Regions from separate parts of the Homo sapiens genome. Here all the other regions are linked to region 4. Evidence: read pairs that join two places in POLR2A ChIA-PET (ENCODE). Cell type or tissue: MCF 10A. All regions are shown on one strand.

The links. ChIA-PET counts read pairs that join two places held together with the same protein. Peaks named below come from ENCODE experiments on the same cell type or tissue, not always from the same donor. Only the 100,000 strongest peaks of a DNase experiment are listed, where the experiment ranks them.
Region 1: POLR2A ChIA-PET joins it to region 4 with 15 read pairs; 2 of 35 experiments call an interaction of 5 or more read pairs at or near these places.
Region 2: POLR2A ChIA-PET joins it to region 4 with 12 read pairs; 2 of 35 experiments call an interaction of 5 or more read pairs at or near these places.
Region 3: POLR2A ChIA-PET joins it to region 4 with 12 read pairs; 3 of 35 experiments call an interaction of 5 or more read pairs at or near these places.
Region 5: POLR2A ChIA-PET joins it to region 4 with 13 read pairs; 4 of 35 experiments call an interaction of 5 or more read pairs at or near these places.
Region 6: POLR2A ChIA-PET joins it to region 4 with 37 read pairs; 7 of 35 experiments call an interaction of 5 or more read pairs at or near these places.

The regions. Positions count from the first base shown.
Region 1 is chr3:189,790,539-189,794,538 of GRCh38, forward strand. The region is part of intron 3 of TP63 (tumor protein p63); the gene reads left to right. Among named protein-coding and RNA genes, the nearest start is that of MIR944, 37 kb to the right of the region's middle. In MCF 10A, no CTCF peak of the experiment used is centred here; a DNase peak (open chromatin) is centred at 1,713.
Region 2 is chr3:189,582,752-189,586,751 of GRCh38, forward strand. No RefSeq gene overlaps it. Among named protein-coding and RNA genes, the nearest start is that of TP63, 47 kb to the right of the region's middle. In MCF 10A, no CTCF peak of the experiment used is centred here; a DNase peak (open chromatin) is centred at 2,070.
Region 3 is chr3:189,492,905-189,496,904 of GRCh38, forward strand. No RefSeq gene overlaps it. Among named protein-coding and RNA genes, the nearest start is that of TP63, 140 kb to the right of the region's middle. In MCF 10A, no CTCF peak of the experiment used is centred here; no DNase peak of the experiment used is centred here.
Region 4 is chr3:189,354,141-189,358,140 of GRCh38, forward strand. No RefSeq gene overlaps it. Among named protein-coding and RNA genes, the nearest start is that of TPRG1-AS2, 120 kb to the left of the region's middle. In MCF 10A, no CTCF peak of the experiment used is centred here; DNase peaks (open chromatin) are centred at 1,401 and 1,951.
Region 5 is chr3:189,486,861-189,490,860 of GRCh38, forward strand. No RefSeq gene overlaps it. Among named protein-coding and RNA genes, the nearest start is that of TP63, 140 kb to the right of the region's middle. In MCF 10A, no CTCF peak of the experiment used is centred here; a DNase peak (open chromatin) is centred at 1,591.
Region 6 is chr3:189,299,024-189,303,023 of GRCh38, forward strand. The region is part of intron 4 of TPRG1 (tumor protein p63 regulated 1); the gene reads left to right. Among named protein-coding and RNA genes, the nearest start is that of TPRG1-AS2, 60 kb to the left of the region's middle. In MCF 10A, no CTCF peak of the experiment used is centred here; no DNase peak of the experiment used is centred here.

The DNA of each region.
Region 1 (4,000 bases), 440 kb after region 4:
CTTCTCAGCAAGTTTGTCTTAGGTATTTAAACCTGTGCAAAGGGATAAAAAAAAAAATCCTGAAGAGACTGTAAGGCTTTGAGGAAGTTTCCTAAGGTTGAGGGAGGTCTAACAACAATATTAGTTTACATTCCTCAGAATGGGGCAGCTGTGTTGACACTAATCAGATTGGGTTGTGGTGGGGAGTGTTGTGGAGAGAGAGAGTTCGGTGTTTCAGATAAAAATGCTTGCAGGTGAGTGCTTGGAAAAGTGGACTAGAGTACTCAAATTGAGCTCCTTAAAAATCAAAACAAAATGCATAGTATTCCGGTGCAGACCGCAAGAGGAAGAGTAGAGCAGAGGGCTGCGAAGCAGGGCCTGTGCTATCGTATTGACCACGCTATTGTCTAGACTCCTGAACTGTGTAAATACAACAGGGGAAATATCGAGTTATCTAAAGAAGGAAAAGGAAGTGCCTATTTTTCTTTAAAACATTCAAGCAGGCTTGCTTGTCCTCAGTAGAGAAACTTGAGTTTCTTGTTTTGCAGTTATATTGAAAGTTAGCTTAAAATGTTACCAATTTGTTTTTAAATAGGATTAGCTTTTAAGATCTTCTTGATTCTATTGGATCCAATTTTGTCCAGTTTTAATCATTCAGAAAATGATCTGTCCATCATGTCATACCTGAGTTTGTTTGTCTTTATTCATGAACTATTTCACACACAGTATTTATAAGCCGCCTAGGATCTTGTAAGTCAAATGGGAGAAGCAAAAGTCTGTTCATTGATATCTCTAAGTGAAGCACAAGGTTGATGTAAAGTGGCAAGAAATGATTAATTTTAGGTTAAATATAATGTCGTGAAAGAAAGCAATTGCATTAATGTTGTGATTAGAGGATATTTGTAGAAATTATTTCCTTTTATGGAGGCAAAAGAGTCATATTGTATGTGAGAATATGGCATGCTTATGAAAGAAAATAGTTTTATACACAGGTTTTAGTTTTTCACAACTCTAGGTAAATATGTAATCAAGAGCTACAAAAGGCATCCCTTGTCTGTTTTCTATTGGAATGCTGCTAAGGTCGACAAAAAATATCTGTAAAAAACATGGCTGCACTTCCCTACCTTTCTATGTCTTTTTGCATGTTGCCTGCATGACTTTCATATCCTTCCACCAGTGCATGTATTAGGTTATAATTTCATGGCTTGACTTCCATTCTATTACGTACGAACAACTTTCTTTCTGTACAGGATTATGCTTTCATATCTAGTCCTCTGTTAAAATTCAGTGCTACATCTGAGTATATGAAATGCCTGGCACCACATGGCTCTGAGAACCATGAATTTAATATAAAAGTTATAATGTATAGGGATTTATGTTTATTAGTAACTGTCAATACAGAAAAAGCAATCTACTATTATTACACAAGAATTGTTAAACATTGGGTAGATTAAAAATGAAAAAGGCATAAAACTCCCTGTAAGAGTGAAAATTATTTAAAAACTATAATCCATTCTTTGACTTCAAATAAATTTATAGTTTAATTTGCTAGCAATTTCTTTGAGTTGATAACTCAAAAACTATATAAGAACACTGTTCCTTCTCTATTCCTTTTCCCACAACTTTTGAATTCTTCCCCAACCCTTAGCAGATTTGGATTTGGGGGAGCTGCTAATTAACAGGAAATGGTCCGGAAGGGAGGAGAACACAAGCAGGATATAACAGGCAAGGCTGAAGGCTCTACCCTTGGGTACAGCGGAGAGGCCGCAAGCAAGCTCCACTCCCCAGTGCCAGACTAGGAAAGACAGAGCCTCTGGGAATGGTCTCAGACTTGGAGATAGAGAGGGTCAAAATAAAGGAACTTCTTCACAGATCAAGTTTTAACTTCAACTTTCTGGCAAAACAAAACAAAACAAAACTGGGCTGTGTGTGTGGTGTAAGTGTGTATGTGTGTGAGTGGGGAGGATCTCAAACTCCTTCTTAGAAAGAGATATTTACTAAAATTCCTCATCCGGGGTTTTAGATGATGAAGGAAAGACACTTTGGTAAATGGGTTACAGTATTTTCGAACTAAATGGGAAATCAAGGTTCATATATGGAAACACCTCATTTTACAAATCAGGGTTAATGATTTTTCTTTCTGTAGTTGAGAGAGCTATATGTATACGATCGTGTTCCCTTTACTCAGCCACTTTCTTTTTAATACCAAGGAGAGATGGGATGATTCATAGTAGATGCTCCAAAACAGTTTCCATGAAGAACAGTTGTACAAAGCCAGTTGAATGCAAGAAAAAAAGTGTGGAGACAGCAGTGTAAACTCCCTGTAGTCCAGGTCATTCTCACTTAATTGACTTCTTTGTCTGCTTGGTCTAGGGAAAAAAATCTGTCCTGTCCTAGTACTATTTCTACTGACTCAACCATTTAAAAGATATGGGTGTGAGTTTTCTATTGATAGTTAATAAATGTATTAAGCTGTCCCATGTTGTACTTCTGAGCTAGTTAGCATCATAGGAAAAAGCACAGTGGGTGAGAAGCAGAAGCTGCATTTTTAATTAGTGTCAGCCAGGTCGTATTCCTCACTCCATGCTGTTGCCATAGATTGCACTACTTGTTTTACAGTTGGTTGTCCTCGAGCCCAGAGGGAACTAGGAGAAAGACATCTTAGATCACAGATCACAGATCATACCTTCCTTCACTACTACTGGAAAAAAAAAGATTTTGAGACAATAAATCACTTATCCTTTACCTCGATAAGGAAAACCGTGTTTGGTTTGGTTTGCTTTTTAGAAGAGCAGTGATTCTCAACAGCATGTCACACGTACAGCAGAAAGCATCAATGGATGTCTACATTTTCTAGAGCAACCAAAAAAATATTGGTTTCTTTTTCATTATACGTACATTTTCTGAATGCAAAGTTGCTAAAACATTCCTCAATGACTATGGACAGAATTTAGATTCTGCGTTCTGCTATAAAGGGAGTATATATCTAATGTCATGAGATTTTAAAAAGGGATTTGGATCAAACAGTTGAGAAATATGTTACCACAAATACACCCTGGTTTTCTTTGATGTGCATATGATTGCTCTGGGTGGAATCTGAGCTGGTAGAATAGAGGGGCACAGGTAAAAATCCTTCCTTCCTAGTATAACTTTTCTCTCCCCTTGAATATTTTTAAATTTCTAATTGTTTTATGTCAACAAATAGAATGAATACAGGTAACAAAAAGATACTTCTGTGAAAAACAACTTGATGATTTCCATAATTTATAAGTTTTACTATTTTGAAGATAAAAAATTGTTAAACCCAAGTGGGCGCTCAATTTTCTTTAGATGTATGTTGAGGAAAATGTCAGTTGACTAATATAGCATTATTGTCCAGTGCCAATTTAGTGGAACCTACAAATGGTATCCAATAGAGTACTACATTTTGGGTCTGGAAGAGCATGGATTCAAGTGTCAAGGTGAAACATTTGATTCAAAAGTTAAGTTTTAAATCTTATTCCTAATCTTAAGGACACAATTTGTGGGCCCAAGAAAATAGTGAAATGTGGCTTATTAATGGGCCACCACTCTAAACATTTTATAATTTTTACTTATACTTTTTGATTAAGTTCTATGTTGACAATATTCATGAAAAGTAGTATTGAGAAAGAGAAACAGGTTAGAAGAAGAACTGACTGACTCTTAAAAAAATGTTTACTGAGCATCAATTATATGTAAAATGGTATATAGGATCTAAAAATAATTAAGAAATAATTCCTACACTAAGAAGTTTATAGTTCTTTGGGGGAATGAGCTAAGTATGCATGCAATTATAATACAGGAGAGATTTTAAGTGTGTGAGCAAGATAATATAAAGCATCAAAGGGAAAGAGAGTCCATGATGTAGGAAGATCAAGAAAGTCTATATGCATATGTAAGATGAAGCTGCACTTGGAAGGACAGATGGAAATTTCCAAGTTCTAGAAATATAAGAAGGAATGAGGATTTTAGGTGAAGAAATAAGCATCAGCAAAGGGAA
Region 2 (4,000 bases), 230 kb after region 4:
TTGTTCATTTTATAGATGGGAAAACTGAAACTCAGAAACTGAAAAACAATTATCCAAGATCACACACGTAGCATCGGGTCAGTCCTAGGATCACTGGCTCCTGACTCTCATTTTAGTGCTCATTCCACTATACCTAGAAACATGGGTTATCTGAGAGAGGACATATAGCGTGCCAGCATCAGAAGCAACCTCACAGATTATCCTTTGAAACCTCCCCTGCCTTAATTGTTGGGGAAACTGAAGACTAGTGAAGACAAAGAACTTGCCAGGGTCACACAGCTGGGCCAGAATGAAAGACCCAGCTTGCATTCTATAATCTGCCTACCTTAGTCTCTAAAGTATTAGAGAGTAGATGAGTCTGTTGTGTTGAGAAGTTAGGCTGTGTCCCGCACACCATCTCTGTGATTTCACACGTTCTAAAATAAAGACTTTGGAAAGAAATCTCTCTTTGCTGTGGAGAAAAGACAGTTGAATGATGCATAAGGCTGACCCTTAATCTTCTTCAGGCCCAGCTCTCTGCCCTGCACAGGCTCCGCTCTTTCAGAAACCAGTATTTCAGTGAAGACTTCGTGGGAGCCATAATCATCCCTCCCTCACTGAATGTCCCCCTGGTCCAGTCTGCTATCTCGCTGTACAATTCCAAACCTCCTTATGAATTTGCTGCATGTATTTCTCTGTAGTTAGTTTTGAAATTTTCCAAGGAGAGGATCTCAGCTGCTTTTTAATTTTATTATACCCTCTCAAGTACTGGATATGTGGATGGCACTAAATACATGCTCAGTATAAATTCACTACGAGGACTTTCAAAGGACCTGGAATGCAACAGATTAGCAAGGACTAGAAATCTAGATGCAATGGCTACTTATTCTACATGGAATAGATGATGAAGCTCTGTGGTCAGAGGGCGCAAGTTTTGAAGCCCAACTCCCACTTACCCACTTTTGGGTATTCGGAGGCTGAATTCCGTCATCTGAAAATTGTCATTACAATATCTACTTCACTATGCTATCATAACAATCAAACAAAGCAAATGTGTAAACCACTTGCATAAGGTCTGACAAATAGTAGAAACCCAGGAAATAAATCCGCATTTCCATATTGTCTGAAGCGTAGAGGTAAAAATACTTCACAACCTCCCCTTTTGTTAGAGGGCAATGGCCCCAACACTCCTGATAATCTTCTAGTTTTTGCAACTTAGCTGAGAATATTGGACAGGCAGGAAAAAATCATGCTTGATGCTAGTTCTGCCATGCTCTTTGCCTGAAATTTTCTTATTACTGTGCAGTTATCAGAGCTTTTCAACGAGGGGGTGACTCTGGAAAAATCTATGCTTTTGTCTCAATACTAATTTACAAGGGCGTTTTTTTTTTTCATGATAAAACAAAAACAAGGAAAAAGCTAATGGTGACCAGCTGTCTAAAGCTCCTAGGCATATTTCTATCTATCACACAGAGGAAGGAAGGTCAGTGAGCTCCTGGTAAGGCCAGCATGAAGCCAGCAGTCTTGAACCCTGGATCCTCATGCTAAAAGCCTAATAGCTCTACTGACTGAGCTACTCAGGCTCATTCATGTCCTTTGTAGGGACATGGATGAAGCTGGAAACCATCATTCTGAGCAAACTATCGCAAGGACAGAAAACCAAACACCGCATGTTCTCACTCATAGGTGGGAATTAAACAATGAGAACACTTGGACACAGGATGGGGAACATCACACACCGAGGCCTGTCGTGGGGTGGGGGGAGAGGGGAGGGATAGCATTAGGAGATATACCTAATGTAAATGATGAGTTAATGGGTGCAGCAAACAAACATGGCACATGTATACATATGTAACAAACCTGCACGTTGTGCACATGTACCCTAGAACTTAAAGTATAATTAAAAAAAAAAAAAAAAGCCAGCAGTCTGTTCTTATGTCATGAATTCAGCCTGAGTGAAGAAACCAGCCCTACCTGAAATGGTTGTCTTCATACAATGCACCCTTAGTGGTGAGTTATCTGTTGAACATAATCCCCAGCCATGCCCTAGGGAATGGAGAGCTGGTGCCAAATTCTCCCTTCAGAAGCACGTGTGTGACTCTGAACTGCATATTAGGGTGAGTTGTGGATAGTTGGGTGTGTAGAGAAGGAAGGTAGGTGAAATCTGTCAGCAACCATTGCATCAGAAGTTTTATGGGTTTTCCTATACTCAGACTTCCCATATTTGGGATTGCTGAATTGCTTCAGCTTATTTCAATGATCAGGCTAGATCTGTGGGTCTCAGCCAAAAGCATAGGGGACATCATCACTGCAGTGCCAGGAGAAACAGACTTTAATGAACTTCAGGGACAACCCCACGAGGAAGCATGACTCTTCCTCAAAAGGCCTTAGGGTGTTTGCAAAATCCAAAAATAAGGGGGCGGACAATGAGCTGTGGATCATTCTAAAGACAAGCAAGGGCAAAGTTGAAAAAAATGTTAAAATTCCCTTGCAAGAGAGTTTAACACCCCAGACACAGGCTGCGACAATGAGCAAGGAAGATGGTTATTCCTGTGGGATAAGGCTATACATTTTAGTGTTCCAGAGCAGCTCTAGAAGGAAGAGTTCCCACAGGTGAGGGAAGACCAGGTGAAACTGTTCCTGTAAGGACAAGGCAGACCTAGCTGCTCTTTGCCCTCTCTGATCTAGAGTGAAATCTCACCTCCTCTTCCCCAGACTCACACTGAAAGGAAGCGTTAAGACTTTCCCAAGGGCAGAAACCAAGAAGGATCCACTTAAACAACAACATAGAACACAAAAATCTTGAGTTTCAAAATAAAGACAGAGCAATTTTGAGTCTTAGTTTCTCTCCAGCTAGTGAAGTGACTTTGGGCAAGTCACTGAATCCTTAGTCTCCATTTTCTCAGCTGTAAGAGAGAGTAATATCTTCCACAAGATGTTGTTGTGAGGATCAAATTAGATCAGATATGTAAACACACACTCTTTAAAGTGTTCCTAATGAAAAAAAAATGCTCTTTCCTTCTTACTTAGCCAATCTTTTTTCCTATTTTAGTGTTTATAAATACTGAATGAGGACTGGATCAAGGGAAGAAAGGCAGTAGCGACAACCAAGTCACAAAAATCGAGAGCTTCCCCTAAGAAGTGTTTGAATTGCCTTTCCTTTGGGGCAAAGGAAAGAATGGATAAAATTATTAACTCATGAAACTCCCTCTGTACCAGGCATTTAGCATACATTATCTCATTTGATCTTCCCTCAAACCCCTTTTAATTGGCATACATACCCATTATTATTTTACAAATGAGGAAACTGAGGCTCAAAGAAGGTAAGTCATTTTCTCAGGATCACACAGTTAGCAAGTGGAGAAGTTATGATTCCTAACCAACCCCAAGCATGTTTCAATATGCTGTCACAAGCAACTCAGAGTTCCTTTGAGATGACAAGGCAAACTTATAATGCGATGTTCCAAGATATTGCCAAGGAGTGGAAAGTGGGGTCCAATTTGGGATCATATGGTAGTTTTATTTTTAATGTTTTTGAGGAACCTCCATACTGCTTTCCATAGTGGCTGTACTAATTTATATTCCCACCAACAGTGTATTCCTTAATTAATTTATTTTAATTATTTATGCTTCCGGGTAATATTTTAAGTTTGAAAATCAATGATCTAAGTACATATCCCTGCCTTTTGTAGAAGAAAAGCCAAGCCCAGGGAGGAAAAGAAATTGCTTAAAGTTACAAAACTGTTTAGCCTAGAGCACAAACTAAAAGTTGTGTCTCTAGTCTAGGGTCATTCTCCTAGTTAGATGAGACTTGTCTTAAGACTACAGCAAATCCAAGTCTCAAGGTGTTATCTTGTTCTGAAGTAAAGTTTTATATTTTAAGGACCTACTGAGCCGGAATGTTAATCAGATGCCTAAATTTCCCCTAAAGCAGGATCCGTAGCAATGGACCTAGCCTCAATTTCTCTACTATTTGAGCTGACCTATCGTATTGTTAGATAGTTCTGTTTAGAAAGCGCTT
Region 3 (4,000 bases), 140 kb after region 4:
GACTTTGGGGAGGGGGAGTGCGAGGGAGATGAGGGATGGAAGAATAGAAATTGGGTACAGTGTATACTGCTTGGGTGACGGGTGCACTAAAATCTCACAAATCACCACTAAAGAACTTATTCATGTAACCAAGCACCCACTGTTCCCCAATAACCTATGGACATTTTAAAAAGAATTAAGTTAAAAAATAAAGACAAACAAAAACAACCAACAATCAAAAAACAAAATCAACGATTAGGTTTCTAGGATATCATAGCATCATGACTTAAAGCCTTATTGAATAATTCTTTTCAAACCTATCTTGCTAAACACCTGAGCTATACAAGCTCTCGCCATGGAGGTGATTGTGAGCCCATAGAGCTGGATAAGACCCAGTACTTTGAAGAGAACTAATGGGAAAATACAAAATGCATGTAGAGAATTCTCCTAAAAATGATTTATTTTGATACTTCATATGTAACAATAATGTGAATAATTATAATTGAAGGCAGTATGATATAAGGGCCATTAAAAGATATGGGCAAGTTGTTATTCCAGCTGAGGCAATAAGGAAGCATCTGGGAAATTTTGATTACATTTTGATATATGACAAGTGAAGAATGGTTTCGTTACAAAGGGAAAAACGGTAGGACTCAAGTCTTTGCAAGTGGCAAGTTGAATTTGATGTTGTTTGACCTGAATGTCAAACATAGGCACACATTCAGGGGATACAAATAGTGAGCCTGGTTGCTCACGTCAAAAATTTCAAACTATTTCATAGGCAGTGAAAAATTTTTGAAGAGTTCTGATTCCGGGAGCACTGTGATTAGAAAGTGACTTAAGAACCTATCAGCAATATAAATGATTGAACTGGAGACAGGCAAGAAAAGAGACAAGGAAGGCAGCTGGAATTCTCTTTGACCAGCCTAGAGGCGAGGTGGGCATGTACAATCCTTGGGGCCTACGTCTTTATAATTAGTAGTATCTATTTCTTGTTTACTTCTTATACAATTCATTGTATCTTATTGCAGAAAGTTGGAAAAATACTGAAGAAAAAAATTAATCCACAATTCTTTATTTAGGAACACAGTGGTTTATTTTTTTTCTATTTACATTCTTGCTTTTTTCTGTATAATTTTGTGTGTGAATTCATATTTTTGCAGAGTTGAGATCATAATGCACATTTAGTAGTGGGGTTTTTTTGTTTTGTTTTGTTTTGTGTTGTGTTGTGTTGTTTTTGAGATGGAGTCTCTCGCTGTGTCACCCAGGCTGGAGTGCAGTGGCGCCGTCTCGGCTCACTGCAAGCTCCGCCTCCTGGGTTCACGCCATTCTCCTGCCTCAGCCTCCCGAGTAGCTGGGACTGGAGGCGCCCGCCACCACGCCCGGCTAATGTTTTGTATTTTTAGTAGAGACAGGGTTTCACCGTGTTAGCTAGGATGGTCTTGATCTCTTGACCTCGTGATCCACCCATCTCGACCTCCCAGAGTGCTGGGATTCCAGGCGTGAGCCACCGCGCCTGGCCAGTAGTGGGTTTTAGACCATGTCATATCACATGCATTTTCCATGCATGCTAATAAATCGCTTTAATCTTTCAGAAAAATGATAGAAAATTGAATATAAACCTTTATTTTTTCTTAAAATTTAAAAAATATTATTTTTTCTTATAATAGTAAATTATGTTTTCTAAAATTGAAAATATTAAGGCACAAGGAAGGAAACAAAATTAGGCTATAAGGCCATAATTTGGAGATAAACACTGATGAGTATCCTTCAAGCATATTTTATACATAAAAATACATTTAGAAATTAGAATAACATGGTATAACATGGTTTAAAACCTTTTCGTTTCTGCTTAACAACTAATTGGGAAGTGTTTCTTTTTTTTGCTTGTGATAAAAATCATTTAAAAGTATATTAAGTGTTGCATAATATTACATCATATAGATATGTCATCAGTCATTCATGCCTGACTATAATTATTTATTCATGCTTCAAAGCCAAGACTACACTCAAAGACAGCTTATTAATGCTTTCATTACAAATCAAGAAAGAAAGTAACCAAGCCTGGAAATGAGTTAGAAAGACACCAATAAAATGAACTTGAGAAGAGTAGGAAGAAGGATTCAATAAAGATAAAACCAAATAGCAATGAATTGAGAAATGGAAAAATGATAAATAAATGTATTTGATGAATAAATGGAGTTGATAACACTGTTATTTGAAACTGCAATAAATTTTGATCTTCAGCCTTGGACTATGTGGATTCTTCTTCCAGCTCCACTAACAGCAGTCCTGAGAGAACATACCAGTTGGGCCTAATTTTTGGCCTCACTTTCTTCACTCCAACTCAGTGACTTTTTTTTTTTATAAAGAATCCATAAATATGCAATTCATTTAATGGAGTTTAAATAAGTATAAGGAGCTTTTGTAAAATTAGGAGGTTATTATTTTGACTCAAAATATTTTAGCCTAGATTAAAATACTTCTTGGATAAGTCAGATCTCACATATATGAGAGATATATCTCAAAATCCCAAGGACAGGTTTCAAAGTCATAAGCTCTTGTAGAGATTTTGAATTTGGGGAGAGGTCTAAAGCCTCCTTCTTAGATTGTTCTTACAAAGCTTAAAGAAAACAGATGAATATTCTTGCTCTACAGAGGAGGCAGCTGAAAGACTGGCTTAGTCAAGATATCATAATGCAAGTTTAATGCCAAATCCCTGCTTTCATATTGCTTCTCCACTAGTCACTCACTCACTCCATAGACTTAATTGTGTTCATCTCTGTACCTTGGATTTTCTACTGTAACCCTGAGGATGCCGTGCTTCCCAAACACTCTGAGAGATGAGAAAAGAAATGACCATTTTGAAGAACAGCAACCATTTTTTATGATTTCACTATCAAAAAGTTTATCTGACTTCAAATTCTGTTTTTCAGTTCTTTGAAAGCCTAGCCAGCTGAATTTATAAGACTAGCTTTGGATAGGACACCAGAAACCAGCAGAATATAGCACACATTTGAAGACATGAAGGTTGCCCATTGGTGTGATATAATTTCTTATCTCTTAATAATTGAAGCTTCATTATATTTCGCCACAACCTAACTTCAATCTTCCTTACTGATATTATTATTTGAGGTCAGAAACTTTTCTCTGAGGAAAAGCAGTTATGTCCAAGTCTTTCTTATATTTAGTTGCAAAAAAAAAAAAAAGGTAATTTGTTCTTCGTTCACTCATTCATTAATTTATTCAGTAAATGTAACCACTTGCTTGATCAGGCACTCCATTAGATGCTTTGCAGGATACAAAAACAAAAAAGACATAGTTTCTGCCCTTCGGGCTTTAACAATTTTATAAGCAAAGAACTTAATACAAAACAACAACAACAAAAAGAGATAGAGCTATTCAGAGATGGGATTTGTCTGAATTGGGCCTGGGATGCTTTAGAAAAGTGACAACTCAATTGTACCCTGAAGAATGTGGGATTGTGGGATGGGGAAGGACTCCAATCTGTGGTGAAGCCGACCTTGTCAGCCTTGTTCTACTATCCTAGGGGATGGAGTGTTTTACATTCATGTCAAAACTTACAACACCATACAGCCTGTGTTGCAAAAATATTATTTTGGCTCCCAAGTGAGAGATATGAGGCAGAGACATTATAGAAGCACTTCTGTCTCCACAAAGCAGAAGTGGAAAGGGCTGAGAGAGGACTGATGCTGTGGAGGGGGCGCTGAGAGAGGAGTGATGTTGTGGAGGGGAACTGATAGTCTCTGTGTTTAACAATCACTACCAAAAGGAAGCTTTCCTTTCATTCATATCATTTTAGAGATGCGAAGCACAGTTTACTGGCATTAATTTGTCTTTATTCATCTTCTCTAAAATAGCTAGCAGGTTCTGTACAAATGATATCTTCTTGGCATGTTAGATGGCAGTGATGCTTTCCACAAAAGCCTTAAATTGGGCCGTGCACTTGTATCTCTGTAATAGCCATCCTTGTTGTTATAAACTAAAAATGTGGCACTCA
Region 4 (4,000 bases):
GTTGCCTGCTGAGTAAGTGAATAACCTCATTTGTCAGTTTGTGCAGAAGTAGGTGTACTATGACCTGCTAGAGTGCTCACTAGGGGTTAAATATTTCCAAGACAGAGTCTGGAATGAAGTAGTTACATTTTTCTTGAAGAATCATTATCTGTCTTCAGGTAAAGTGCTTCCTCATCCTGACATGTCCTGAAAAAAGAAATTTTTTATTGGATCCAGCTTTCTTCCTTCTCCCTTCTTTATAGGAAAGAAGAGCCAGCTTAAGGCCGGTTGTACAAAAGCAGCTGAGGTGGCAAGAACTGATCATAAATGTTACAGACCAATGTTTACCTATTTCTTTTTTTCGAGACAGGATCTCACTCTGTGACCCATGCTGGAGGGCAGTGGCAGAATCATAGCTCACTGCAGCCTCAACCTCCTGGACTCAAGTGACCCTTCCACCTCAGCCTCCTGAGTAGCTGGGACTATGGGTGTGTGGTACCACACCTGGCTAATTTTTTATTTTTTGTAGAGATGAGGTCTTCCTGTGTTGTCCAGGCTGGTCTTAAGCAATCCTCCCACTTCTGCCTTCCAAAGTGCTGGGATTATAGGCATGAGCCCCGCCTGTTTCCCTATTATAACCTCCCAAAAGCCCAGAAACATCCCCATAGTCTGGTATATAAATACTTCTTTCTCAGCAACAATTTTATTCCACCACATTAAGGAATACAACCATTGAGATTTTTCCCAGCGTTCTCTGCCAAGGAGATTGAGAGGATCCCCAGAGCTCACAGAACTGCCTCAGTTTATGGGCCCAAATATAGGCTATTGTCATTTCTCTGACTGTTTGCACAGAGTCTTGGAGAGATAAATTGATTGTGCACGATCATAGGAATATTTATTAGGACTTTGTTGAATTAACTCCCTCAAATCACATGGAGCTAAATTAAAGTTACTAGGCATTGCCTATTATTTTAGAATTTAAATCATAGTCAGTTCCTTCTTTCATACAAGAGCTCAGAGAGAAAATTTTGAAACTAAAAACACAGATGAATAAGAATGGGTAATTTTTATGAAGCAAGGGGTTAAGACAATAAAAGAAGGCCTTCGTTTCTGGCTTCCCTGTCACCTAAAGTCCTGTTGCATCAGGCGGTCTCCCATCTCAGCTACAGTATTAAGTTAACTACAAGCTACCCAGAAAGCTACATCTATTTCAAGGTTGTAGCCCTGGCTGTGCCTTTTATTTTTTTAAATCTGAAGTGTTGGGAGGAGAGGGGGTTCAGCAGGGTGGGGAGATAGAAGTCAGAGGGGAAGGGGGGTTATTTCAGGCCTTGCTTCTCTAAGCCTTCAATGTCTGAGCTCCAGGACAGACCTTCCTGTTGTGAAATACTGGACCAGTTGTTGCCCTCTGAAGATAAACAACATTCCAGCAGCTCCCCTAGAGCTACCCGAGGCCTTGTGCTTTTTAACATTTCCCTGGCCCTACAGTGATCCAGGAGCTGAGGATTACTGCACTACCTGCTGCAGCACACACAGCATTAGCTTTGTGGTCTCTGTGCTCTTAAGCTGGGTTATGGTAATGAATCCAGGGTGAAATCTGGGTGCCTCTGCCTGCTTGTTAAACTGATGAAACACTAACATCTTTTGTGTAGTTTTGGAAGCCCAAGCTGTGCTGATTGGAGGTGGTAAGGACAGGGCTCTCTGCCCTAATGTGTAAGGTTTCTGTCTTCATTAAAGTTTGAGGCTGAATCAAGACTCACTGGGGTCACGTAAGGGCAATTTTGCAAACCCAAGGCAAGCTGTTAACAAAATCAACCTGGGCCAATCATCAAAGGGTTGGACCTAAGGTTGCTATACTCAATAGAACAAGCATTTTAAATAAATTTCTCGTAAGTTGTTGCTTTCTTTATGTGGTGGGTGTGGCTTTAAAGAGCACAAAACCACAACAAATCAAAGAGTAGCTCGGGCTTGTCTTTTGCTTTATGGCTGAGGGTTTGAAGGATGATTCATGGACTTGTGAATGCCAGCCCCAGTCCCGGCTTAGGTCTATCTGCCAATACCACCAGGGCCAACAAATTCACGCAACAAATTCTCTCATTTTTTACAGTTTATCAGTTGCACTCATAGTTATTGTCATAATCACTCCCCACAGTAACCTGTAAGGCATATAAAGTAGCTATTTTAGTAAGATAAATGATATTTTATATATGTTATGATAAGATAAATCTTATCATTTTAAGAAGAAACTGAGGCTCGGAGAGATGAAATGACTTCCTCAGTTGCTAACGCTGTATAAGTAAACAATTTTAATTTTTTTTGGCATTGGGTATTATTTCACCTTTTGTATGTGTATATGTCTGATTGCTAATTTAGTGGGTTAAGATGAGTGTCAGGCTGACATCTAAGATGGCCCCTAGTAGTTCCTGCTTCCTTTACTCTCTCTCTCTTTCTCTCTCCATATATATATATATATATATATATATATATATATATATATATATATATATATATCTGTGTTATGTTTACTATCAGGTGCTGGAAGCTGCAGCATGGGATAGCAGGAACAAAAATTCAGATTAAAATATTGAATATAATATTTTCAGTGAAAAACAAAAATTCACAGCATAATGAAAGATGAATAAAAAGAAAAATGGACTTTTTAAATCATTAATAAATTAATACACAATTATAACTGAATCTTCTTAATAAGATTATTGCTTGGCACGCTTAATTGTTGAAACAATGACACAAGAGTAACAAATTACAAGAAACTGAGAAAATAAATAATAATAACAAAAAGATTTTTGTATTCATTGAAGTTAAATGGTCATCGATTTCTTGGTCATCAAAACAGTTAAAGAGAGCAACATCTCCAGTACGATGGCAGGTTCACATTATAAGAAGCAGGAAAATATCAAAAAAGGAAATAACTATAACCATAATAAAAATGCCTGATGTAAAATGCTATATAGTTTTCAAAGCTATTCAATATAAATGATGCCTTTTCATCTTCACAAAAATTCTGTGATGTAGTAAAGGAAGCAGGGTTGAGAGTATTGTATCCATTGTGTTGGCATGGAAACCAAGGACCAGATGTGTTAAAAGTTAAAAGCCCAAGGTTATATAAATAGAAAAGAGAGTTGATAATCAGCTCCTGCATTTTTAGCTTTTGATTAGTTCTTGTGCATTTATATCTTGGCATTTTATGATAGCATGCATGTCCAAGGGGGTGTGTGTGTGCGTGTGTATGAACACATGACATATGGAGTTTTGATGGCCAATAAATATGGACATATGAAAAAAAGTAAAAGAATGGATCTTTGACATTTTAAGGCACCAGTGGAATAACTGCAAAATAATTTTGCTTTCTATTGAAAATCAATGCAAACTTTTCAGTTCAACTAGCATTTGAATAATTCAAGAACTGTGTTACTATAAATACTTCCTTTCTCTTTTGGCTATTTAAAAATGTTTTGTTTGTTTTATTATTAAGAATATGAAGTCCCAGCATTTGTAAAACTTGCTTATAAAAAGAGGACTTTTGTCATTATAGAAAAAATCAATGTCCATTAAGTGTTAAATTTAACATAGTTATTTATATTGTATTTTTGAAATGTATTTTAAAGTGTGACATGGATGTAATCCCAACATTTTGGGGGGCTGAGGCAGGTGGATCACTTGAGCCCAAGAGTTCAAGACCAGCCTATGTAACATGGCTAAACCCTGTGTCCACAAAAAATACAAAAAAATTAGCCTGCCATGGTGGCATGCGCCTGTAGTCCCAGCTACCTGGGAGGCTGAGGTGGAAGAATCACCTGACCCAGGGAAGTTGAGGTTACAGTGAGCAGTGATCGCGCCACTGCACTCCAGCCTGGACAACAGAGTAAGATCCTGTCTCAAAAAAGAAAAAAAAAGTGATGTGGACTCATTAGACCATGAGAAAAAAGTGGTGTGTACTTATGAGACCATGAGTTCTACTTTGACAGAACAACATGATGAGAACTCATTTCACGTAGACAACTAG
Region 5 (4,000 bases), 130 kb after region 4:
AAAAGCAATCACAACAAAAGCAAAAGTTGACAAGTGGGATCTAATTAATGACTAAATCCATTGACTGTCTATTCACATGTTTATTAGACTTGTAGATATTATCTTCTTGAAGTGCCTATTCTAATATTTTACCCATTTTTCTATAAGATGTTCTGTCTTTTTCTTATTTAGCTGCAAGAGTTCTTTACATATCTTGGACACAAGTCCTTTGTCAAATTATTTAATTGTAATATTTTATCTCACTTGTGAGTTGCCACCTCATTCTCCTGGTGGTAGCTTTTGGTGAAGAAATGTTCTTAACTTTCACAGTCTAAATTGATACAACTACTTTGGAAAAGTCAAACATATGTATACTTCTAGGAATATATTCAAGTAAAATGCATCCATAGAATGTTTATAGCTGGACTACTGGTAATAGTAAAAATCTTAAAAACTAAAAATTCTATCATCAATAGGCTGTATAAATAAATTGTGGTATAGTCCCACAGTGAAGTATTATGCATCAATGAGAAAGAATATTCTAATATTACACTTAAAAATGTAGATGAATCTCACAAACAAGCTGTGGAGCAGAAGAAGCTACAGAAAAGGGCATATTTATTATTCAACTCAATTATGAACAAAAACAGGCAATATTGACCTATGCTGTTGGATGTCAGGATACTGGTCATCCTTGGGTTATGGGGCTAGTGACTGGAGGGGGCCCAAGGAGGCTTCAGGAAACTGAATCTGGCAATACTTTGCCCATTCTGGCAATACTCTGTTTCTTGATTTGGATGCTGGATGTTCATTTTATTATAATAATTGAGTATTGTTATGTGTTGTATCTATCAGTATGCATGCATTATACTACAATAATACATGTAAAAAACATGCTTCCAAACACCGGATTTCATTTGAGCCTCATAACAACCTTTGAAGCTGCTGATGCAGGGGACATTATCATCCTTTTAAAGACTAAAAATATGAAGCTTTGAAAATTCAATTCAATCTAACAGTTTTTTTTAAGACACCTAATATATACCAAGAAAAGAGAGCACACCAGGTAATAATATGTAAATGGCCCTGACACTTCAAAAAATGAAATAATTTACTCCTTGAGCACATAGCTAAAAGGATGGTAGCACTTTGGAGACAGAAGGGATCTGAGACATGACCACCACTATCATTTTCTAGATGAGGGTGAGGCCGAGAGCTTGGGCTTTGCAGGGACAATGATTCAGGCTGGATTTCTAGTTTAAACACTTGATCACTGAGTGACTCTAGACAAGTTACCTAGCCTCTCTGTGTCTCTGTTCCATCATCTGAAATATAGTGTTAAAATATCTACCTCAAAGCATGGCACAAAGGGTAAATTTTAAGAGTCTTGGAGCATACCCTAGCACTCCATCCAACAACTAGTAGTTACCATATAAATTCATATCCCTTCCCTTCGGGTGATTCAGGGTGAATGACTCAAGGTCCAGCACCCTCTTGCGCATGCCTTTCTGATTTTCTATGTACAAACATGATGTAAAGTGTTAGGTACACTGGAGGTGTGAGGGACACGCTGCACAAGCCCTGTCCGCTTTCCAGGGAATCTGCCTGTGGAGTTCCTGTGTTTCATAACCCATGGGTCTGGAGATCCTCTGGCCCAGCAGGGTAGCAGAAGCTCTCCCCGGTGTTGACGGCATGGCTGTGAGAGCACAGATGAGTAATCCTTTCTGGGAGGAAAGCAGATACAACAGCCTGGAAAGCACACATTCAGGGAGGCTGAGTAGGGCAATGAGCTTAGATGAGCAAGGACCACCATCCTGGGTATGTGATGCAAAGCCTCAGGAATGTGTCCGAATTCAATCCAGCGGTCGTCCTTATGCTCTGCAGCCCTCTGAGCCCTGGCAGCTGTCCTTGTGACTGAGGCATGACACTCAGACCTTTGCTGACACTGTCCTTCCTTCTTGTCTTTCACCCACGGCTGATCCTGTTTTCCACATACACACTCATGGCACGTAAGTCTATGGAACTGCTTGGGGGGAAATCTTCTCCTCCAGGATCCTCGTCTCAGGACTGCAATCTCCCACTTGTTCAGGAGATTGATAGGAACGCTTAATCAGGGAAGCACTGCCTGCTTCTCTGCAGGGGTCCTTCCCTGCACCAGCCATTTTCCCATACTTTAAAGGAGGGCTAGATGCTTCAGAACATATTCTCCACTAATGAGAAAGCTCTTTATATCTTATAAAGCACATCCATATTCAGCACTTAATTTGTTCCTCAAGATGACCCTCTGGAGGAGGCAAGAAATGATATTATTTTCTTTTCACTGATTAGGAAAATGACGTTCACAGTGGTCTGCATTGTCCAAGGCTATGTGACAAAGTAAGTGGCTGTCAAAATAACTCAAGCTTACTGAAAATGAGCATGTTGCCTTTCACTATGCTGGTTCCCTACTCCACAGGTGACTTCTATGGCTACTACTACTTAGCAATCTCTTCTTCCCTAATTAGCAAAAAGAACTCTTTTCTGTACTTACTCTATTCTATGAAATTGAAGAGAGGGAGTACACAAGTCAAATGAACAATCTGACATAGCTTTGAGAATCAGTTTCAGTGTCATCTCTGGGAAGCTACATCTAGTATCCTCAACCCAAAACTCCCCCTCTGCTTTTTGTTTCCGTAGCATCCTGTGTATACATTTACATTGTATGTAAATAATCTATTTGTGCATTTGTCCTTTTCCCTTAGATGTAAGGCCATTGAGTTCAAGGACCATGTCTTACTCATTCTTGTATTTTCTGGTACCTGAACATGGTAAACACAAGTGTTTGATCGAATGGCTGATTGAATAAGCAATGCAGTCAACAGTATTAAGAGTAAAGTGGTATCTAAAGGCAATGCACATTGATTGTCATTTTACTGAGGAGAACTCTGATCTTACAGAGTGAAGAGGACATATTTAAGGTCAGAAAAAATAAGACCCAGGAGCAGAATTACTCAAGTTCTCTGTCCTTCCAAATTACCCTGTTCTGTAACCTGTAAACATAATAAAGCATGTCCCAAACTACATTGCTGCAGGAGATCTACTCCTCCAGAAGTACTTCCGAACATTTCTTGGAAATGTTTACAGGTTCTGATTATCCAGACTATGAGTAAAGTCTGCTTTTTGGTCCACCTTCTGTGGTTCCATGGCCACTTTGATCAGCTACTTGTTCTCTCCCCTTAGGGATTCCTCTAATCATGGACGTGGCCCTTCTGCCATTCCCCAAATGTTGAACACAAGGTTCAAAAACATTTACCAAGTACAAGAAGATAGCAAAAGAAAATTGGAAAGCCAGAATGGGAAAACTGAATATTGGATATTAGACAACAATGCTTCCTGGAGCCCACCTGCAAATCACATCAGGAGAGGGTTAGGGCTGCCTGTGTCTCTCTGCGGCTCCTGCCTTCCCACACTGTTAGTGCCTGCTCTTCAGAGGCACACCTGTCAGATCTTTTCCCTGAGGATTAGCCTGATACCCCCAACTCTGATCTTCAGTACTGCAAGCAGAGACCTAAAAGAAACTTTTAATATAGAAAGGGAAAATCTTAGGAAGGTGGATTTCACTCCCCACTTGCATGACTCATTAAGCAAAATCTGTCAAGGCAGGTCTGGGGACTTTGCATTGACATTTCTTCACCAGTATTGGCTCCCCAAAGGTCAAAGAGTAGGTGCTTACCTGTGCATAGCCAGAACATTCCAAAGAGTGAACTCGCCCAGAAGTGAGAGTGGTATGCCTCAAAGAAAAATTCTTACTTCCTTATTTAACTACAGGGAAAAAAAAAATCACAGTAAGCTTAGAACATACCCATTTTGTTCCAGTTTCAGTAAATCAAATATTCAAATATTCAGCCTTAGAGCAGTTTTTTCAAAACTTGGGGACTACCTGACTAAGTACAGATAGCCAATGGCAAATATTTGTCATCTGTGTGTATTATTAATAATAATTAATATTTATTGAGTGAGTACTATATGCCAGTGACGGTGC
Region 6 (4,000 bases), 55 kb before region 4:
AGGAAATGGAAACAGGAGATTTAGAAAAATGGGTTTTTTTTTTTTCTGAGAATTTTTTTTTTTTTACTTAGTTATTCTGTGCATGCTGAAACTTGTTTTTTTAGGGTGCTCAAAAGTACTTCCTTTTAAGAGGAGAGACAAAAATTTACACAAACCTGAGGCCAGTGATTTGCCAAATGTACCAATTCATAATGAAGGGAGTTGCCTCAAAATGTTTCCTTTATTGTGTAGCATTTTTCTTGGTAGCTTTGTAAGAGAAGCTCTTTCCTCTGTCTACCTGGCAACCTCTTGGCACGGAAAGCCTTCAATATAGATGTGACATGCCAGCATCTGCGGCAAAACACTTTCAAAGCAAGCCGTATACTATATGCATGCAAACGTATAACTCTTTCTATCCTGGGCATTTCTCGAAATATCTGTTACATACCCCTCAAAATTGATGAAGGATTTCTCTCATCTCCCTCAAACAAACAGGAAACACTTTAAAATCTCATTTTTAAACAGAACAACTCAGAAATATAGACTAATGAAAAATAAAAACAGCTGGAGTCAGATCACTCTGCTCTGAGGAATGGGCATTTTTGTTTTATTTTGAGTTGTGTATTTTTTTTTTTTTTTTTACAGTAAAGATCATGGGTCTACTCATGTCCAACCGATTTGACCATGAACTGCAAAATGGATATCATGGGGGCCATGAACATGATTTAGACATCGACCCTATTCTTGATCAGCTCACAGTTCATTTGATGATGTAACATTAGTATATAGAATAATTTCATATTGATGAAGTTATCACAAATGTTTTAAGACAGGCTCAGGAAGTGGAATGGTTTGGTTGGAGCTGTGAGGGGTTGTGGTTTTGGATATTGGAAATGCATGCTAGAATTCTACTCAAAAGGTTGTGTATCTGGCTGAGAAAGTGTTTCTGAATTTGGTAGGCAACTGGAAGCCACTTTAGTTTTCTGAGCTGGTTGGAGTGACACTATGGAGCAAGGTAGAGAGCAGATTAATTTAGGTGAAGAGAGACCACACATAAAAAAGTGAACTCTATAATGATTATCTTCGTGTATGCTTACTGGGAAAGCAAACAATTGGTTGGCATAAATGCTTCTTTTCTTCATTGTCCTGTATAGCCATAGGATACCATGGGATTATCAGGGGATATGGAATCAAGAGACCTAAAATCTAGTGCCTGATCTAGCACCTACTACTTAATGTCTTTAGACCTAACTTTCCTCATCTGTAAAATAGAGATTATAAAACTATCTTGTGAGCTCATGGTAAGAACTAGACATAATGTATGTAGATGTCTTAGCGCATTGCCTGGAACAATTTAGGCCTCGCTCTTAAGACAGATGACACATCTTAAATATGCAGGTTATCATTTCCATGTAAAAATAATACATGCTCATTACAGAAAGTAAGAATTTTCAAAAGAAGAAAAAGAGTTGTGTCAATAGTGTTAAAGTTCTATTGTGTCTTTTTCAATCCTGTTATATGCTTCCCACTCAGGTTTAGTGCCAGGGTAATGAACTGGAAAGAAAGCAGGCTTAATGTTATCCTTCTTAAGATTTTACTCTTCCTCTTGCCAGATTTGCTTTGCTGTTTGTAGGAAGAAGAACCAGAGCTAGACCAGATAAGCTCCAGATCCCTGCATCTGGCTTTTCACTTCCATCACTGAAGACATATTCCTGGTCCAGACCTAGAATCTGAGCACTGTTGGGAGTAGGCAACTTCTGCCAGCAATGCCAATAAATGTCCCCTTTGTTAACCAGCCCTCAGATATCCTCAATATTCCTACTTTACTAGTAGAGCTCATGGCTCTTGACCGGAAATCCAGGTCAGAGTTCTATCTCTGGGTCAGAAATATCTGGTTGTAAATCCTGGCTCTCACTAGTTCTGTGCCTTTAGAATTTTCATAATTCCTTTCTAATTTTCAGGTATCAACAATTTATGAAGAACAATGAGATAATGGATGATAAAATGTTTGTGTGCTGGGCACGGTGGCTCATGCCTGTAATCCCAGCACTTTGGGAGGCTGAGGCAGGCGGATCATGAGGTTGGGAGATCGAGACTATCCTGGCTAACACAGTGAAACCCTGTCTCTACTAAAAATACAAAAAAAATTAGCCAGACGTGGTGTCACACGCCTGTAGTCCCAGCTACTCAAGAGGCTGAGGCAGGAGAATCACTTGAACCTGGGAGGGAGAGGTTGCAGTGAGCCAAGATCCTGCCACTGCACTCCAGCCTGGGTGACAGAGTGAGACTCCATCTCAAAAAAAAAAAAAAAAAAAAAAAAAAAAGTTTGTGTTCTGTAAGACACTTTCCAGCTAGCAAATATTGAATGCCTAGTAGGCACTGTTAGAGGCTTCACATTTTAAATTACATTTAACACTTTATAGTATGTTTTTGAGAAAAATACAACTAATTCCACTTAACAGAAAATTAAGGTGCAGCAAGATTGGTAAACCTGCTACTCAGTGAAGTGGCAACCATCATTGAATCTGTTGAAGATAAAGGTTATATTTCATATAATGTTTTCCTCCATTTTTTTTCTTCTTCTGCCATTATCACCATTACCACCCAATCTTTGATTTTATCCTCTTTTGTGTTTGCCTCTAGTCTTCTTAATGACACCCAGCAGGAGGCTGACAGATAGCAAGGCCCAGCCCCACTCTTGGCCTGGAGACCAAGGAGGGCATCCAGCTTAGCCACGGGTTCCATTCACCTCTGAACACACTATGCCTCTTCGTTCTCTAGTTTTGCATCTGGCAATTAGAGACAAATTTTTTCAGTTAATTAAACCACACCCTACTGACTCCTCAGTGACTCCTCACTAGCTTCCATGTTAGGATTAGACTGCTCTGGACCATGCACTTTTCTGTTTAATCACAGCACCCTCCCCTGCAACCTCTACCAATTTCTGTAGATTTCTTCTGGACTGTCTGACTTCACCCTGCTTGCTCACATGTAGCTCAACTGGACATAAATACAGTCACCACAAATATACAAATTATGGCACATAGCACACATACAATTTTTCTTATGTGGATCTTTGTTCTTATGATTTCCTGTCTTCAAAGTACTTAATGCTATTTTCTCATCAAAAGCCTTATATCCATCAAACCCCAGCTAAAAGGCCCCATAGTTATAAAATCATTAGGCTGCTCTGAGTTTATGGAAGGCTTGTTTTATATCTTTCGAGGTCCTTGCATGCACTTGGTACAAAGTCAAAGATCAGTAAAGACGTATTGAATGAATGAAGCCTTTTTTGATACCTTTAACTATGAGAGATTGTTCCTTCTTCTGAATCCTCATCACAATTGTATCCGGAGCAATTTCCCTGGACTTCATGGAGGATTTCTATGAAGGATTTACTTAAAATGTTCCCACTTAAATTAATTATTCATTATTGAGGGAGTTATACCCTAAAAGGTTTGAAGGATGGATCAGGGTGTGAGGCTCCGTGTACAGAATATGACAATGCCAGTGTCTGCCGAAGTATGACTCTAGCAATGACAACATTTCATGTCATCCTCATCAGTGGAAAGAAAGTTATCACTTTTAATCCTAGGATGACATTTGTTTCTTTCTGACAGACATGGACTCCAAATAGGCCATTTAGATGCTCACAACTTAAAGTAGCATCCAGTTTCTTCTCCTTTGTTCGAAAGTTATTTATTGTCAACTTCATTGGATTAGCTTTCCATTTAAATGGCATCTGAGAAAACACAGCTTTTTCTAATAACTTGTTGCATTTTCCTTAGAATAAATGGCCTGAGAAAGAGGGTATTTTTATCATTTGCCCATCACCCCAATAACAGTATGTTCCTAGTTTCCCTGTCAATAGAAGTTTCGAAAAAACAAATTAGAAAAAGAGCAGCTAAAGTCAGGAATGTTGATAGCAGCAAGAAATGGCAGCCTGATGGTGATGGAGGAGACAGCTGACATAAGAACCAATAAACTTAGCAGTCAAGAATCTTTTAGAGCTTTAGGCAAA